Regions from separate parts of the Homo sapiens genome. Here region 2 is linked to region 1. The links are chromatin loops, found by intact Hi-C in ENCODE. Cell type or tissue: dorsolateral prefrontal cortex. All regions are shown on one strand.

Evidence for each region. Hi-C counts contacts between places; a loop is a spot of excess contacts. Peaks named below come from ENCODE experiments on the same cell type or tissue, not always from the same donor. Only the 100,000 strongest peaks of a DNase experiment are listed, where the experiment ranks them.
Region 2: a loop joins it to region 1, with 4 times the contacts of the local background. A loop is called at or near these places in 2 of 110 quality-filtered maps.

Annotation. Positions count from the first base shown.
Region 1 is chr10:130,186,222-130,194,221 of GRCh38, forward strand. It overlaps LOC124902561, which reads left to right. Exons shown (of 2, transcript XM_047426136.1): 2 at 1-8,000. The coding sequence starts at 3,847. The coding sequence ends at 5,004. Among named protein-coding and RNA genes, the nearest start is that of GLRX3, 54 kb to the left of the region's middle. RefSeq lists an enhancer at 3,606-4,106 and silencers at 3,948-4,277, 4,328-4,447. In dorsolateral prefrontal cortex, CTCF peaks have their summits at 4,058 (motif pointing right) and 4,285; DNase peaks (open chromatin) are centred at 2,650, 4,090 and 5,380; H3K4me3 peaks cover 832 bases; H3K27ac peaks cover 653 bases.
Region 2 is chr10:132,019,473-132,027,472 of GRCh38, forward strand. No RefSeq gene overlaps it. Among named protein-coding and RNA genes, the nearest start is that of BNIP3, 42 kb to the left of the region's middle. RefSeq lists an enhancer at 1-653. In dorsolateral prefrontal cortex, CTCF peaks have their summits at 3,779 (motif pointing left) and 3,983; a DNase peak (open chromatin) is centred at 3,769; H3K4me3 peaks cover 1,240 bases.

The DNA of each region.
Region 1 (8,000 bases):
TGCAACCTCTGCCTCCTGGGTTCAAGCGATTCTCCTGCCTCAGCCTCCACAGTAGCTGGGATTACAGGCGTGTGCCACCATGCCCGGCTAGTTTTTGTATTTTTAGTAGAGACGGGGTTTCGGCATGTTGGCCAGGTGGGTCTCAAACTCCTGACCTCAAGTGATCCGCCTGCCTCAGCCTCCCAAGTGCTGGGATTACAGGCGTGAGCCACAGAGCCTGGCCGTATTTCTAGGTTTTATGGCTGGCCTCGCAGGAGAGGGGTTCTGGTTTCTATGACCTGCACTGGGGAAGAGGCATTCTACTTTCCGTGGCCTACCTTGAGGGGTGGTGGGGTGCGGGCAAGGGAAGGGGCCAGAGGGTCAGAGAGCCCTTGCCTCTGAGGCCCTTCCGGTGTCCTGCAGTTCCTCAGTGTGCCAAAACCACAGGCCTTGGGGTATCATTTTCTGAGCCCCAGCATATCCCTCTATTTTGCCCTTAGGTCTGGAGGAAGGTTCCAGGGCATTTGCCCTTGGTGGGTGCAGGTAGGGAGGATCTGCGGGTCTTCCTCATGCCAGGAGTCTTATCCCAGAATCAAAGGCTCCTGGTGGGTAGGAGCGTGTCCCATGTGCAGCACGCTTGGCTGTCCGAAGTTGCTGATGAGAAGCAGCATAGGATCTGGCAGGGACGGTCCTGAGTGGAGAGGCTGAGATGGGAGGTGGTGGCCCACGGTTAGCGGGCTGGATTTTCTGGGGCAGCCTCCATGCCAGCATTTTGTCTTCATCCCGGAACCCTGTGCACTGAGGTGCAGGAAGCGTGTGTAGTTTCACACACTTAAGTGTAAGAAAGCATGTTCCTGTTGAAAATAACACCCCGCTGGGCATGCTGTGGGGTGACGGCAGGTTTTTGCCCTCCTCCTGCAGCTAAGCACTGGAGCCCTGGGTTCCCATCGGGGCTGTGGCACTGTGCTGTTTCCCGGGCCACTGCCAGGGAAGGAGCCTCCTATATTGCTGGGCAGGGCCTGCGTGCAGGTCCAGGTTTATAAATTTTAGAGCTTGTTCAGAAAGCAGGCAAAAAGTGCTGTTGGAGGTGCTAAGATATAAAGGTTTTTCCCCGGGTGTGTATTATTTGCTACTTAATATTCTAAAGAAAAATTAGAACATTAAGTTATTAACATGAATGTTTCTGCTTTTCTTTGCACTGTGTAGTGGCAATTTCAAATGCAAATATAAGAGCATTTAACTTGTGTGTGGGATACTTGAGCTGGCCCATCTATGTCTATCTCAGCTTCTGCCAGGATGCTGGAGGCACTGCACAAAAGGAAATGCTCTTGATCCATGCACATTCCCTCAGCGAATGCTGCCTTAAGGCTAAGGTTACCATGAGAGAGAAGGAGCTGTGGGTTGCCCTCTCATTGCCTGCCTTCTGTGTCATCTTCAGTGTGAGTAGTTGGCTAGTACAGGCAAGAGACAAGGCAGAGAGGATATGATGGCTTCCTCCGTCATCCGTGTTTCTTAGAATGCAATTGCTCTCTTTCTGGGCTGGAAGCAAGTTCTCATGTGATTGGAAAGCGTGGTGCCAGGGCTGTCAGCTCCAGCTGTCCTGTCGTAGCTGGTTACATGCTGATGTTGCCCTCGCCTTGAGTCTTGTCACCTCCGATGCTGAGGCCCACTGGAACGCTGCTTCTGGCGCATCGCGAACCCTGCATGTTAGCCGGGTGGCAAGGAGTAGCCAGTTCTCTGCTCACCCACATGCTCTGTGGTGCCCCTGCACTAACAGCACGAGTTCAGATAAAATTATTAAGAATTTCGAGATGACGAAAGCAGAACGTGAAACTGAGTGTGGTCCTTCTGAGTGCAGGGCCCCATGGGACCGCACAGGTGGCAGGCCTGGAAGGCCAGCCCTGCTTCAAGGAGTGTGGCTGAAGGAGGTCGGGGAACTCAGGCCCTGACCCCAGGGTTCTCCTTTCCCGGAGATTCTGTTAAAGGGCCACTCACCTTAGCCATGATCTTCTTTGAACTTGCTCCGAACTGCTCGCTAGAGAAACACACACCCGGTCACCTGTGACCCCTTGTTCTAGGTGCATTCCTGCAGGGACATACTCTCCACCTGATGCTGAAACCACCACAGCAAACAGGTGCTGTCATGAATAGTTGACATGTATTAAGTCATTTAATTCTCACCACAACCCTATGAGGTAGGCATCTTCAGCCCCATTTGACAGATGGGGAAACTGAGGCATGGGTGAAGCACACTGCTCCTGGTCATAGTACCTGTTGGACCTGGGATTTGACTCTGGGCCTCCTGGCTGCAGTTTGCCCTCTTAACCCCTATGAGGTGTGAGGAGTCAGTGAATTGGCTCCTGTGGCTTGGGAGGGAGACATGTTCCTCTGGGTGTCCAGGGACAGCACTGGGTGCAGGGTGGAGTGCTGGGCTGTGGATGGGCCCATATTGGTCCTAATGGTAGGCAGAGAGGGTGAGGAGGTGCCCAGGACCGGCTTTGCCAGAAGGAGAGAGAACGCTGGCACCACAGGAGCAGCCCACCGTGAAGGCCATGCCCTGCCCGAAGCGCGGTGCCTATTTAGAACCCGAGGGCCCCCCAGCACGATGGCGTTTTGGGGGTTATTTTTGTTGGTGGGGAAACAAGCTCAGGAATTTGCCAAAGCTCTTATCCAAGGGGCGAGTGGCTCAGCCAGGGTTCATTACCAGGCTCCGGATCCTGCTTCTCCCGGATCACAGCAAGCGCTGTGCTTAGGCCTGGGGTGGGGGACGGATTCTCCCTGAAGGCAGGTCTGACGCGGGCGGGAGCACCCACCCCGCTGGGTTCTTACGGCGGATCCGTTACCTGGGTCTCCAGAGGGTGAGGTCGCCGTGGGCACCCTGGGAGCAGCAGTTCAGATAGAAATCCTCCCATGCCGTGTGCAAACACTAAGTTTTTTGTTTTGTTTTGTTTTGTTTTTTTTGAGACAGAGTCTCGCTCTGTCGCCCAGGCTGGAGTGCAGTGGCGCGATCTCGGCTTACCGGAAGCTCCGCCTCCCGGGTTCACGCCATTCTCCTGCCTCAGCCTCCCGAGTAGCTGAGACTACAGGCGCCCGCCACCACGCCCGGCTAATTTTTTGTATTTTCAGTAGAGACCGGGTTTCACCCTGTTAGCCAGGATGGTCTCGATTTTCTGACCTCGAGATCTGCCCGCCTCGGCCTCCCAAAGTGCTGGGATTACAGGCGTGAGCCACCGCGTCCGGCCGCAAATACTGGAAGTTTTAAGTCAAGCGAACAAACATTAAACTGTTCTGTCCTCTTACCTTGACAAATACACCTACCAGTGACCGGGAAGGCTGCCTTGTGAATTTAGAAAGTCCTGGGTCTTGGCAGCTTCAGGGGACAGATCGCCCCGCTCACGTTTGCCCCTCTTGCTTCCCACCCTGTTTCTGTCCCTTCCCCGGGGCCCTGGGGCACACAGGGGTGGGATCGGGGGTCCAGGCCGGGAAGGGCTGCTCAGGCTCCGGGCACGCACTCCTGGGGGCGGCCTGTGCACATCCCTTTTGGAGGGGTCTGCCCCACGCATCCGGGGAGGTACGCAGCCCCTGGTGCCAGGGTCCAGGTGGTGCTACTGGGGAGGGCGCGTGCAGGAACCAGCAGCCCTGGAACCAGACGCCAGGGTAGGAGCTGGTCACGAGCCCTGCCTGGCTGGGTCGGGTCCCTGTCCTGGGTCCCAGAGTGCCCTGGACGTTGGGGCTGCAGGGACACCCCGGGGCCAGCGACGGCAGGTGATGTCCAGGGCCCCGCGCCAACTGGGAGCTTTGCTGCCGCTGCGGCCTTGTGTGAATTTGGAGGGACAAGGCCGGGGCGCGAACTGAATCTACTGTCATATGCGGAGTCAATGCACCATCTCCAGGACCTCGAAAGCCTCAGTTTCCACGTATGCAAAACGGTCCATGGTGCCCTCGTACCCTGGTCGCTGCTGCACCATCGAGGTCAGCGCGCGGCAAGTCCCAGGTAGGCCACGTCGGCTGCAGACCTCGGCGGCGGGCGGTGGCGGCGCGTGTCCACGCGAGGGCGCTGCGCACCGCGCTTCAGCCCGACCTCGCCTTCTGCAGGGGCGGTCTCCTGGCGCCAGGGGGCGTGCGAGGACCGAGGAGAGCGCAAGAGTAAGCCCGCGGGTGCCGGAGCGCGCGCCCCGCCGTGTGCTGGGTCCAGGGCGCGCGGCCGGCCTGTCCGGGCCTCCTTCGCAGACGAAGCGGCTGGAACGTCTCGGGGGCGCGCCAAGCCGGGGGCGCATGCCTGCACACGTGTGCGGGGCTCACCTGGTGCTGCGGCCGGCTCGGGCGTTGCCTGCACGCACCGTGCTCTACCTGCGGGAGCGGAGTGGAGTCCGCGGTGCCTGCGTGGCCGGGGCAGGGCCCACAGGGTCCGGCTCAGAGCCCCGCCCCGCTGCCTGCGGCTGCCGAGCCTTTCCAAGCTCGAGGGGGCCGGGACCTTTGGGAAACCAGCGCCTGAGGCTTGGGGGCGGCCGTGCTGGGAGTGGCGGCTGCCGGGAAGCAGGGCGGATCCCTGGACACCTGGAGCCCTGCCCCCTCGTCCCCGGGGACCCGGGGGTCTGTCTGGTTGGGGTCCGAGCGGCCTCAGGGTGGGCGCTGCATCCTGGCCCGGGGTGCACGGTTGTGCGGGGGACACACTTGTCCCGTCCTGCCCGAGCTGCGACCTGGGCCAGAGAAGGGAGCGGAGCTGGCATAGCCCCAGCCCCAGCTCACTGGGGCGCCTTGCCCGCCTCCCCAAGCCTGGGCCGGCTTGGCCGCTGCAGCCACCGGGCCTGGGCCCCAGCACTCGAGCCGCAGGGCGTCGCAGGCCTGGCCTCGCTTCCCCAGAGTCGGCCCTCCCCAGGAATTTTTTGTTCCTTAGCCCTAGTGAACCTTCTGCGTCCCCTCGAAGAGGGGAGCCAAGGGACCTTGGGGACAGTTGAGGTTCGGGTTTTTAAAACACCAATAGGCTTTATTTTTAGAACAGTTCTACATTTACAGAAAAAATGAGCAGCTAGTCCGGAGTTCTTATTACAACCCCTGCTGCCTCCCCCCGTGAACATCTTGCACAGGCGACGTGCATTTGTTCTAATGAACGAACAAATAGTGACACGTTACTATTAGCTAGAGTCCATACAGCTGAGGTCCCCTTTCTGTCCCAGGATCCCACCGGGTCGCCGTCTGCTCACGCTCCTTGGCGGCAGCATTTCTCAGACTCTCCTTGTCTCTGGTGATCGTGACGGTGTGAGAGTATTTTGAAGGCTCTTTCTCGACTGGGGTTTTCTCATGGTCAGGTTGGGGCAGCGGTGTTTTGGGAGGAAGCCCGCAGAGGCAAGGCGCCGCCCCCCTCCCATCACATCGAGGCTACACGCTGCTGACACGCCTTCTGGCTGCGGCGCTGACCTTGGTCACCTCGCACGTCTCCACCCCAGTTCTGCTTTCTCCCTCCTTCTATAGGGTGTCGTTGGAAGTCCCTGTGTGCAGCCTACGCTGAATGAGTGTCCCTGAGGGGGAGGAGCCCATAAATTGCTGGGTTCTGCGTGGAGACTTCTGCATATTCATCTCTTTTCTCCATTTTTTTTTCTTTTGGAGACAGGGTCTCTCTCTGTCACCCAGGCTGGAGTGCAGTGGTGCGAACACAGCTCATTACAGCCTCGACCTTCTGGGCTCAAGCGATCCTCCCACCTCAGCCTCCCAAGTAGCTGGGACCACAGCCATCATCACACCTGGCTAATTTCTTTGTATTTTTTGTACAGACGGGGTTTTGCTATGTTGCCCAGGCTGGTCTTGAACTCCTGATCCTCCAACTTTGGCCTCACAAAATGCTGGGATTACAGACATGAGCCACTGCACACAGCCTTCTCTGCATTTACTCATCTATTTGATCATTCTGTCAGTGTAGACTCATAGGTATTATATAAGGGGTTAGGAGGGGTGTGGTTATAGGCTGCTGGTGTACACTTGGGCACTTGTTGTGTGTGTCCCTATGCTTGTCTGTGTTTGAAATGTTTCTAATGAAGTGAAATAAAGATGGGGTTAGGGCCGCCACTGAGGGGTGAACCAGGCTGGTAGACAGTCTCTTACCAGAGCCTGCCCCTGTGTCAGGGAGGGCTGGGTCTGGATTGGGCTGTGTTGGGCCTTTGTCCCTGCCTGGTGCCCTGTCTGTGCTAATGGCTATGGTCCTAACAGAGGCTCCTGGGGCCTAGGGGGTGGTTCCTGTTGGCCTCTAAAACCCGCCCTACTCAGTGACCGAGAGAGCAAGTTGGGACCCACTGGGACCGGGCCCTGCCCTTCAGGTGGCCCTGTGGCCTCTCCGAGTGCATGGCAGTAGAAGTGGTGGGGGACATTGCAACCTGCAAAGTGCTGGGCTGGAGGCCACTTGCTGAGCCACGCTGTTTCTGGCAGGGACTTTCTGACAGGGCTGATGTGTGTCCTGAAGGGACTCCTGCCTGCGTTTGGGGCTGTCCCTGAAGCGAGAGCACGGGGTGTCTGTGGGGGCTGGCTCCCCTCTCCTGAGCCCACCCCGGTCTCTGTGGATGGCTGCCGGCCTGGGTTGATGGATGTGGGCTCATTATCTTGTCTGTCTTAGGGGAAGGTATTAGCTTGGCAGTTCATAAAAGATTTTAATTAAAGAGGGAAGAATCATTTTGGCAAACTAGCCTTGTTCCCACACTCAAATGACCTGTCAAAGTTATAAGTTCGGTTAATTTCCACACAAAACCTTGCTATTTTGGGGGAATTCAGCTGGAGTCTGGGGCGACACAGCCCTGGGACTGGGCACCCTGGGTGGAAACCTGTTTCCCTCTCTCTTCTTGCCTGTGAAAGCCCCTGGCAGCCACCCTGTCCCTGCTTCTCCAAAGCCCCACTCTCTCTGCCCATCTGCCCACAGTCCCCATGGGTCCCAGTGTTACCCTTGACCCCTTTTCCACATGCCCTTCCCGCCCAGGTCCTGGTCTCCTGCAGAGCTGCCTCATCTCCAGGCATCCACGTAGACTGTTACATCCTCTTCTCCATGTGCCAGTGATGGGATGCTTAAAATACATTTTGAGAGAGTTATGGGCTCACAGGCAATGGCGAGGGATGGTACAGAGAGACCCTGTGTACCCTGCCCTGTTCCCCACAGCAGGAGAATCTTGCAAAATTGGAGTGCAGTAGCACAGCCGGGACATCCCACCAATACACCACGAGCCTTGTTCTGGCTTCAGTTTTTTGTGCACTGGTCTGTGTGTGTGGGCACGTTGAATTCTAGACAATTCCACCACAAGCACCCACAGCCAGATGCAGAACAGCCATCACCGAAGGCTCCCTCCTGCCCTTTCACCCACAGCCACCTTCCCTCCCACCCAGCTCTCCCGGGTCGGCGGGTGGGTCTTTTTAAACCACACCGCAGGTCACGCCTCCTGTAGCCTGCAGTGGCATCTCCCAGGCCTTCCCAGGCCTTCCCAGGCTGGGTCCGCAGGACTCCTCACCATGGCGGCAGAAGTGGCCCCTGAGTGACAGCAGGTGCACTTGCCCTGCCCGGCTGTCTCAGGACCTCCTCACCCCTGCCTGGATGCTGCCTAGCCCACCCCTTCCACTGCCTCCCTCACACTCCTCCCCCTCCCCCGCCCGCCTTCCCCCTATGCTCTCCCTCTGACTAAGGGAAGAGTTTCTCAGGAGCCTCGCTGCCCCTCTCTCTGTCTCTGTCTCTTTCTCTCTCTCAGTCTCTTTCTGTGTCTCTCTGTCTGTCTATATCTCTGCCTCAGTGTCTCTGTCTCTGTATCACACTGTTTCTGTCTATATATATCTCTGCCTCACTATCTCTCTGTCCCTTCATGCTACTAGGACGTCTGGCTGCCCTTTCCTCCCTCCTGCATCCCTGGCATGTGGAACGGTGCTCGATGACTCAGATCCCTGCTCCCTACCTTGGTCTTTCCTGAGCGTGCTCAGGGCTGTGCTTGGGGACAGGATGGGGACCTGTGGCTTCTCTCACCTCCTCTCCTGCCAATGCCTGCTGCCCTGCAGGC
Region 2 (8,000 bases), 1.8 Mb after region 1:
AGAAGCCAGGCAGTGGGAGCAGGCACTTCTGAGCCTGTGAGGGCAGGGGGATGCCTTCCTGGGCCCCCAAGAGTGCAGGGATGCCTGGGTCCACAGCCACAGTTTGGGCGGCTGCAACTGCGCCTGGAGGGTGGGGGCCGCAGGGCTCCTGCCTTCTCCATGGAGTAGGAGGCCCAGGTCTACAACTGTGACTTGGGTGGCTGCAGCTGAGCCTGGGAGGGCGGGGCTCCTGCCTGCTCCAGTCCCCCTAAGAACACAGGGAGGCCCAGGTCTGCAGCCATGACTTGGGCAGCTGCAGCTGTGCCTGATGGGGGTGGGCAGGGCTCTTGTCTGCTCCTTGTAGTGGCAGGCTCCGGTCTGCAGCCACAACTTGGCTGGCTGTGGCTGCACCTACAGAGCTCCTGCTCAGAAGGGGCAGGGATCAACTCAGAAGGGGCAGGGATCCCACTTGTCCCTGGCTCCCGCCGGCTCTGTGGAGTGTGCAGCCCATATGCAGCCCCAGCCACACCTCCCCACTGTACCCAGCATGATGGCAGCCACCGCTCCAGATGGGCCGCCTCTGCCATCATCGCTATCATCCAGAGTCCACGTTAGGGTCCACTCTTGGTGTTGGACATTCTATGGGTTTCGACGGATGTGTAATGACATGTATCCCCCACGACAGTAACACGCAGAGCACTTTCACTGCCCCAAGTCCTCTATCCTCTGCCTGTTCCTCCCTCCCTCCCTCCCCTGTCCCCTGGCAACCACTCATCTTTTTACTGTCTCCATAGTTTTGCCTCTTCTGGAATGTCAAAGAGTTGGGATCATACAGTGTGTAGCCTTTTAGATTGACTTCTTTCACAGAGTAATGTACATTTAAGGGTCCTTCATGTCTTTTCCTGGCTTGATAGCTCATTTCTTTCTAACCCTGAACCACACTTGATGGGATGAATCACAACTGATGGTTCCACTCACCTGCTGAAGGACATCCCAGCAGCTTCCAAGTTTTGGTGAGTATGAACAAAGTTGCTGTAAACATCCACGCGCAGGTTTTGTGTGGACACGTTTCCAGTTCCTCTGGGTAAAAACCCAGGAGCTCAACCTCCACCTGTGTCTCTTAGGCAGCCCTCTTCTGCCGAGCTCTTCTCTTAGGCAGCCCTCTTCTGCCGAGCTCTTCCTGCTCTTCTCGTCTCCAAGCCTGGCCCCAGTGCCCTGGCTCTTCTCTCTGCCTCCTGAGTCCTCCCAAGCCTGGCCCAGACCTCGGGCTCACACTCTCCTCCAGATGCTGCAGCGGTCATTGCCTAGAGACTCACTGAGCACCTGCTCCCTTGTTACCACTGATCTGCCGGGTGTGCGCGTTCTCTAAGGGACTCGTGTCTTCACAGGACAGACTTCATCGTGCTCCCCTGAGGCTTCTCTCAGGGCTCAGCAGCTTTGGGGGCCAACTTGATGGGTAGTTTAGTTGATGGTTGCTGTGAGATCTCAGTTCTTGTCTTCTTAGTTTAAGGGAGTTTAAGCAAGAGACACACAGCAAAGGAGGCGGCATGTATAGTGATTTAGTGCAAAAGAAAAATAATATGAGAAAAGTTTGGTGCAGAATGGGCAGTACACTCTGAAAGAGAGGATTCGGGGTCGGCTGCTCATGAGGATGAGACGGCAAAGACTGGAAGGAGGGAGATTCCCTCTATGGGAGTCTTCCATGATTACGCATGAGGAGGTGCGAGAGGCGTTGCTGGGAAGCTTGTTCCGGGTGCTCCTCCAGGTGCGCACGCGCAGTACCCGTCCACGCTTGTTCATACGTCGCCTGTCTCACTAGCGTCTTCAACGCCAGGGTCGGTGTGAGGACAGGTAAGCTCACAGTGCGCGTGCTCTCCAGAGGGGAAGGTCCCTACTGAAGATAGCTGTGCTCAAATGAGCTCCATTACACTGCCAATGCTGAGGCTTGCTGTGTCGACCGTACGGTCACCATGGTCGCCATGCCCCGAGGACCTGGTCACTTCCTTGACTACCTGTCCTGCCTCGGGTTTGATGCCCACATTTACAGGGCACTTTGAGATGCTGCTGCTGCCAGAAATGAACATGTCATTAAGGTGTCACACTTGGCCCTCCTCAATCTATCCCATTGGGCCTCCTCTCTCTGATGGATGCCATGGCAGTGCTGTGGGCACAGGCTGCACGGCTGCTGTGTGGTGTGGGTCCAGGTGCGGGAGAGGCAGGCATTGCAGAGAGACGCCCAGGTGCACAGGGGCGGCTGCAGGAGAGCTTGAGGCTCGGGGCCTGGGAGGGCTGGGAGGAGAGATGTCTCCACACAGCACGTGTGAGCCTAGCACGTGCTCATCACCGGGGAGAGGGTGGGGTGGGTGGAAGAGGTGTTGGTGGAGGGGGATCCAGAACAAAGGGCAGTGTGTCTGGCACTATGACAGTGAGTGCCGGGCGCTGGCCTTGGTGGGAACAGGCTGGCCAACCCACGTGGCACTCCTTGCCTGCTCCCCGTCCCCTGTGGGTCCCTTTGGTCGCTCAGGACCCCACACCTGCCCTCTCCAACCCACACTCATCAGGCGCTCAGACCTGCAGCTTCCTAACCTGCTGCATGTGGCCTGGTCAGCGAGTTCAAATGACCAATTCCCAGGTCCCAGCCCAGACCTCAGGATTACTGGGGAGGGGGCCGGACTCTGCATTTTAAACAAGGTTTCGATGACTCTGGAAGCCGCACTGTGAACCAAGTCACTCCACTCTTGCTGGAACCAGTCTGTCGGCATCTGATGCCCTCCTGCCCACCACTCTGCTTTCCATTTTAGCGTCGAAAGTGGCTTCCAGCAGAGGACACTTGGGAGGGACACAGCCACACCCAGGACCCAAGGCCCGGGTGAGATCCGGAGGCTGTAGGAACGCTAAGGGGCGGTGCTGGTGGTCCAAGGACGTCCCCCGCAGAGTGGACCAGGAAGAACGTGTCAGAGGATCTCTGCGCCGCAGCATCTGGGTTGCATCCTGTGAGAGACGCCGCGGGAGCCCAGCAGCACGGCGTTTTCTGAGTGTGGCCCCATGGGCAGCAGCAGTGAGGCCTGCAGGGCGTGAGGGCCTCCCCTGCTGCTCCCCTGCCCTGTCACTCACCACATCCCGCATGTGGGGCCTCCCTGCTGGTGATGAAACCTACCACACTTGGGCCACTGGTCATGATTCCTGCAATAACCAGCTCCCTGATAATTAAGATCTGTTGGCCAGGCGCGGTGACTTACACCTGTGATCCCAGCACTTTGGGAGGCCGAGGTGGGTGGGTCACGAGGTCAGGAGTTCAAGACTAGCCTGGCCAACATGGTGAAACCCTGTCTCTACTAAAAATACAAAAAATTAGCTGGGCATGGTGGCAGGGACCTGTAATCCCAGCTACTCGGGAGGCTGAGGCAGGAGAATCCCTTGAACCCGGGAGGCGGACGTTGCAGTGAGCCAAGATCAAGCCACTGCACTCCAGCCTGGGCAACAGTTCGAGATTCCACCTCAAAAAAATGAACTGTCTGCCAGTCATGGTGGTGCATACCTGTGATCCCAGCACTTTGGGAGGCCGTGGCTGGAGGACCGGAGCTTAGGGGTTCAAGACCAGCCTGGGCAACATATGGAGACCCTGTCTCTAAAAAGAAATTGTCGTATCGAACAAAGTTCCTTAATATCTGGAATATGCTGACGCCTTTCTTCCTGGATCTATTCCTGAGAAGGTGGTCACTGAGCTTCCTCTTCCGAGACAGCCTGGCGCTCTGGACGCTTGGCTTCCGCTCGCTGGCTCGCCGACGCCCTCTGCTGTCCACGGTTGGGAGACCTGAAAGTCGCAAGAGCGTGCCCGTGACAGGAGGCTGTGCGCAAGAAGACGTTTACAGCCGTTTTATTTGTAATAGCCCCAAACTGGAAAGCAGACGGGTGTCCTTCAACAGGAGAATAGATACATACACCGTGGCAAATTTGTACAAGAGAACAATCTCCAGCAATAAATAAGAGCACGCCACTGATGCGCGTGGCAATTTGGAAACCTTCCACAGAACAGCACACGGATTGCATGGATGCGAAGCTCCCCTCAACTAATCTATGGGGAAAATCATCAGAAAAAATGGGTGCCTCTGGGAGAGTAAGGGCAGGGACTAGCCAGAAGGGGCAGCAGGGCCAGGTGGAGACTCACTCGCCTCTGTGGATACTCTGGTCATGCGGCTTGGGGAGTGCGTGTCCCTTGAAGAGCCTGATCCAGAAACAGTGCCGTGTTTTCTGAAACTGAATGCAACGAAGTGCGGCTTCATCCACTGAGTCACTGCCCATCCCCTCAAGGATCCCCAAGGAGGCGACGCTGAGTCCGGAACGCAGGAGGGAGACCGTTCTTCTTCCCGTGAGGAACATGCTCCAGGGTCCGGAGTCTACGGAAAAATAGGAGGGTTTGAGAAAGTGAAACCCGTTCATTTTCTGTGGAGCAGAATCAGCAAATGCTGTCTCGGGGGGCCCTGTGGGCCTTGGGAAGCATTTTGGACTAAACCAGAGGATAATGAGACACCACTGGAGGTTTACCAGCAGAGGCGGTGCCATGGGGTTTGCGTCTCTAGAAGATTCTATGGGGGATCACCAGCACGCCCAGCTAATTTTTGTATTTTTAGTACGTTGGCCAGGCTGGTCTTGAACTCCTGACCTTCTGATCCACCCGCCTCGGCCTCCCAAAGTGCTGGGATTACAGGCGTGAGCCACCATGCCTGGTCCAAGTTTTGTATTTTTAGTAGAGACAGGGTTTCACCATGTTGGCCAGGCTGGTCTCGAACTCCTGATCTCATGATCCGCACACCTCAGCCTCCCAAGTGCTGGGATTACAGGCATGAGCCACCGCACCCAGCCCATTTCTTTTACCAGTACATCAAAGACTCAACTGTTACCTCTTCAGATATTGCTTCTGGCTATTTCCTGTCTGATCTCTTCTGGAACACTAATTGAACATATATTAAACTTTTTTTTTTTTTTACTCTGTTCTCCATCTCTCTTAACCTCTCTTTCTGATTTTTAATTTTTTGTATCTCTGGGTTGCTTCTGGGTTCTTCTACCTGTTTTATGGTTCACTAATTCTTTCTTTGGCTGTGGCTAATTTGTTGTTAAACCTGGTTTTTAATTTTGATTATTATATTTTTTCATTTCCAGAAATTCTATTGAGTTGCTTTTCAAATATGCTAGTCTATTTTATACAGTTCCTGTCTTTCCCCAGAAAATTTCGTCTTGCTTTTCATGTCTCTAATCATAGTGTGCATAGTTTTAATATCTTTGTCTGGTAGTTTGAATATCTGAAGTCTTTCTAGGTCTGTCTGTCTTTTCCTTCCCACCCACCCCCTCCTATTTCTTCTCCTGTTTTTCTTCTTATCTGATTCACTCCCATAATACCTTATTTTCTGTGTCATGATTGTTTTCAGCTGTCCTTGAAAAATTGCTTGTAGGTGTCCTGTGAGCCCTGCACGAAGCTGTCCCTCTAAAGAGGCTGGCATTTGCTTCTTCCAGGCGCCCAGGGGCCGTGGTAATCTGGGACCACTTTACATTAATTACATTAAATTACAGGCTTAAAGAGTTCTCGGTCATGGGTGTGATCCAGGTCACCCGTGTGATGCAGCTTTGGACGTGGCTGGCTCATGCCTCTGTCTTCTCTGAAAAGGGTTTTCTCCTGCCCCTGCCCCGCTTGTCTTGCCATCCCTTGATGATGTGGGGTTGGGGGGTGTTACCTCTGATTCACCCTTACCCTCGGGGTGTAGCCTTTGGGGTTCTCAGTTTTATGGAGAGAGGGCTTCCTCCGACACTCCCCACTGGCTTGGCGTTTTACTCTTGTGCCTCTTGCCCTGAAAGACCATTAAGAACTATGCTTAAGTACACTGGGGCAGGTGAATGCCCCCGTAGTAAAAAGAGCTGCCGTCTTCAGCCCACCCATCTTGTTCCTGCTTCGATTTAGATTTTTGGCCTAGTAAGTCCTTGCCGTCTCATCACTTCTCTGATGAGTTTAAGGAGATTTAAAAAATCTTAACAGCATTTTCTTTTGTTCTTTTTTTTTTTTTTTTGAGACAATGTCTCACTCTGTTGTTGCCCAGGCTGGAGTGCAATGGCGCGATCTTGGTTCACTGCAACCTCTGTCTCCCGGGTTCAAGCGATTCTCCTGCCTCAGCCTCCCGAGTAGCTGGGATTACAGGCACCCGCCACCACGCCCAGCTAATATTTGTATTTTTAATAGAGTCAGGGTTTTGCTGTGTTGGCCAGGCTGGTCCTGAACTCCCGACCTCAGGTGATCTGCCCGCCTCGGCCTCCCAAAGTGCTGGGATTACAGGCATGAGCCACCACGCCCAGCCCTTAGCATCATTTTCATCGTTCTATGAAAGGGTTCGTTCAAATAATCTAATAAAAATATAAGACAAATGTTTATTTTTATAACGATCCCAGCGGATATTCACATCATGACCGTGGGTCTTTGCTGAGGTCTAGGCATCTTCGGTTACCAAGCAAACCTCCCCTCCCAACCTAACGTGAACACCTGGGGTGTGTGGACCACATTTCACAAAACACTCCTCTATATAACCCAGAATATTTGGAGTTTTAGAGGGTGGTCTTAGAGAGAGGTGAGAAGGAAGTGAGGTGGGAGGGAGCAGGAAGGGGGATGCATGCACAGTGGGGTAGAGGCCAACGGCCTTTCCAGGAGCAAAGATGCCTAAGATTGCCTGTGCGGTTATTATTGTCGGATCCTTAGCAAATCTCTCCTTCCCATGAAAATTTTGTATTTGGGTTGGAAACGATAGAGGAATGAGGTTATCAAAAAAGGATTGTGATATGGAACCAACAACACGACCACACCCTCAGTCACAAGCCCCGTGGTAGAGTGATCATTAGACACACGAGTCTCAGAAACCAAAAAGGCTGAAGCATGCTTTGTGCTTCCACGAGGCATGAATTCAAGGCACCTTTTCCAACATCTTCAGGGGACAGGAAGGCTCCAGGATAGATTTGGATGGCATGACTATTTCCTGCACAGTTTTCCACAGCTCAAGCGCTTTCTCATCTATTACTGTTTTTGTTTTTGTTTTTGTTTTTGTTTTTTTTTTTGATATGGAGTCTCGCTCTGTCACCCAGGCTGGAGTGCAGTGGCACGATCTCGGCTCATTGCAAGCTCCGCCTCCCGGGTTCACGCCATTCTCCTGCCTCAGCCTCCCGAGTAGCTGGGACTACAGGTGCCCACCACTACGCCCGGCTAATTTTTTGTATTTTTTAGTAGAGACGGGGTTTCACTGTGTTAGCCAGGCTGGTCTCGAACTCCTGACCTCATGATCCACCCACCTTGGCCTCCCAAAGTGCTGGGATTACAGGCATGCGCCATCGTGCCTTTTGAGACAGTCTCACTCACTCTTCGCCCAGGCTGGAGTGCAGTGGTGTGATCTCGGCTCACTGCAACTTCCGCCTCCTGGGTTCAAGCGATTCTCCTGCCTCAGCCTCCCCAGTAGCTGGGACTACAGATGCCTGGCTAATTTTTGTATTTTTAGTAGAGATGGGGTTTTGCCATGTTGCCCAGGCTGGTCTCGAACTCCTGACCTCAGGTGATCTGCCCACTTCGGCCTCCCAAAGTGCTGGGGTTACAGAAGTGAGCCACCATGCCTGACCTTTCTTATCTACTACAAATCCTTGTCCCTACAACCACCTCTGGAGGTAGGAAGTGACAGGAATCATTATCCACATTTTACACATGCCGATCATGCTGTAAAAGAGACAGATGGACAGAGACTTTGGGGAGAGCCCCACCGATGACTGCTCTTGTAAATGCTGCACATTTGCACACTACCTGGGAGAATCAGAGGCAAAGACAAAGATGTGAGACAAAGGGGTTGAGGCTGAAGGAAGCCCTCTGTCAGCACCGGCACTGCCCGTCACGTGGCAGCACTGATGCCCTGGCACCTCAGAATTATAAAAAAAGGGTGAAGCACCAATACTAGTGGCAAACATTTCACACAAAGGAAAATAATGCCACAATCACCACCCAA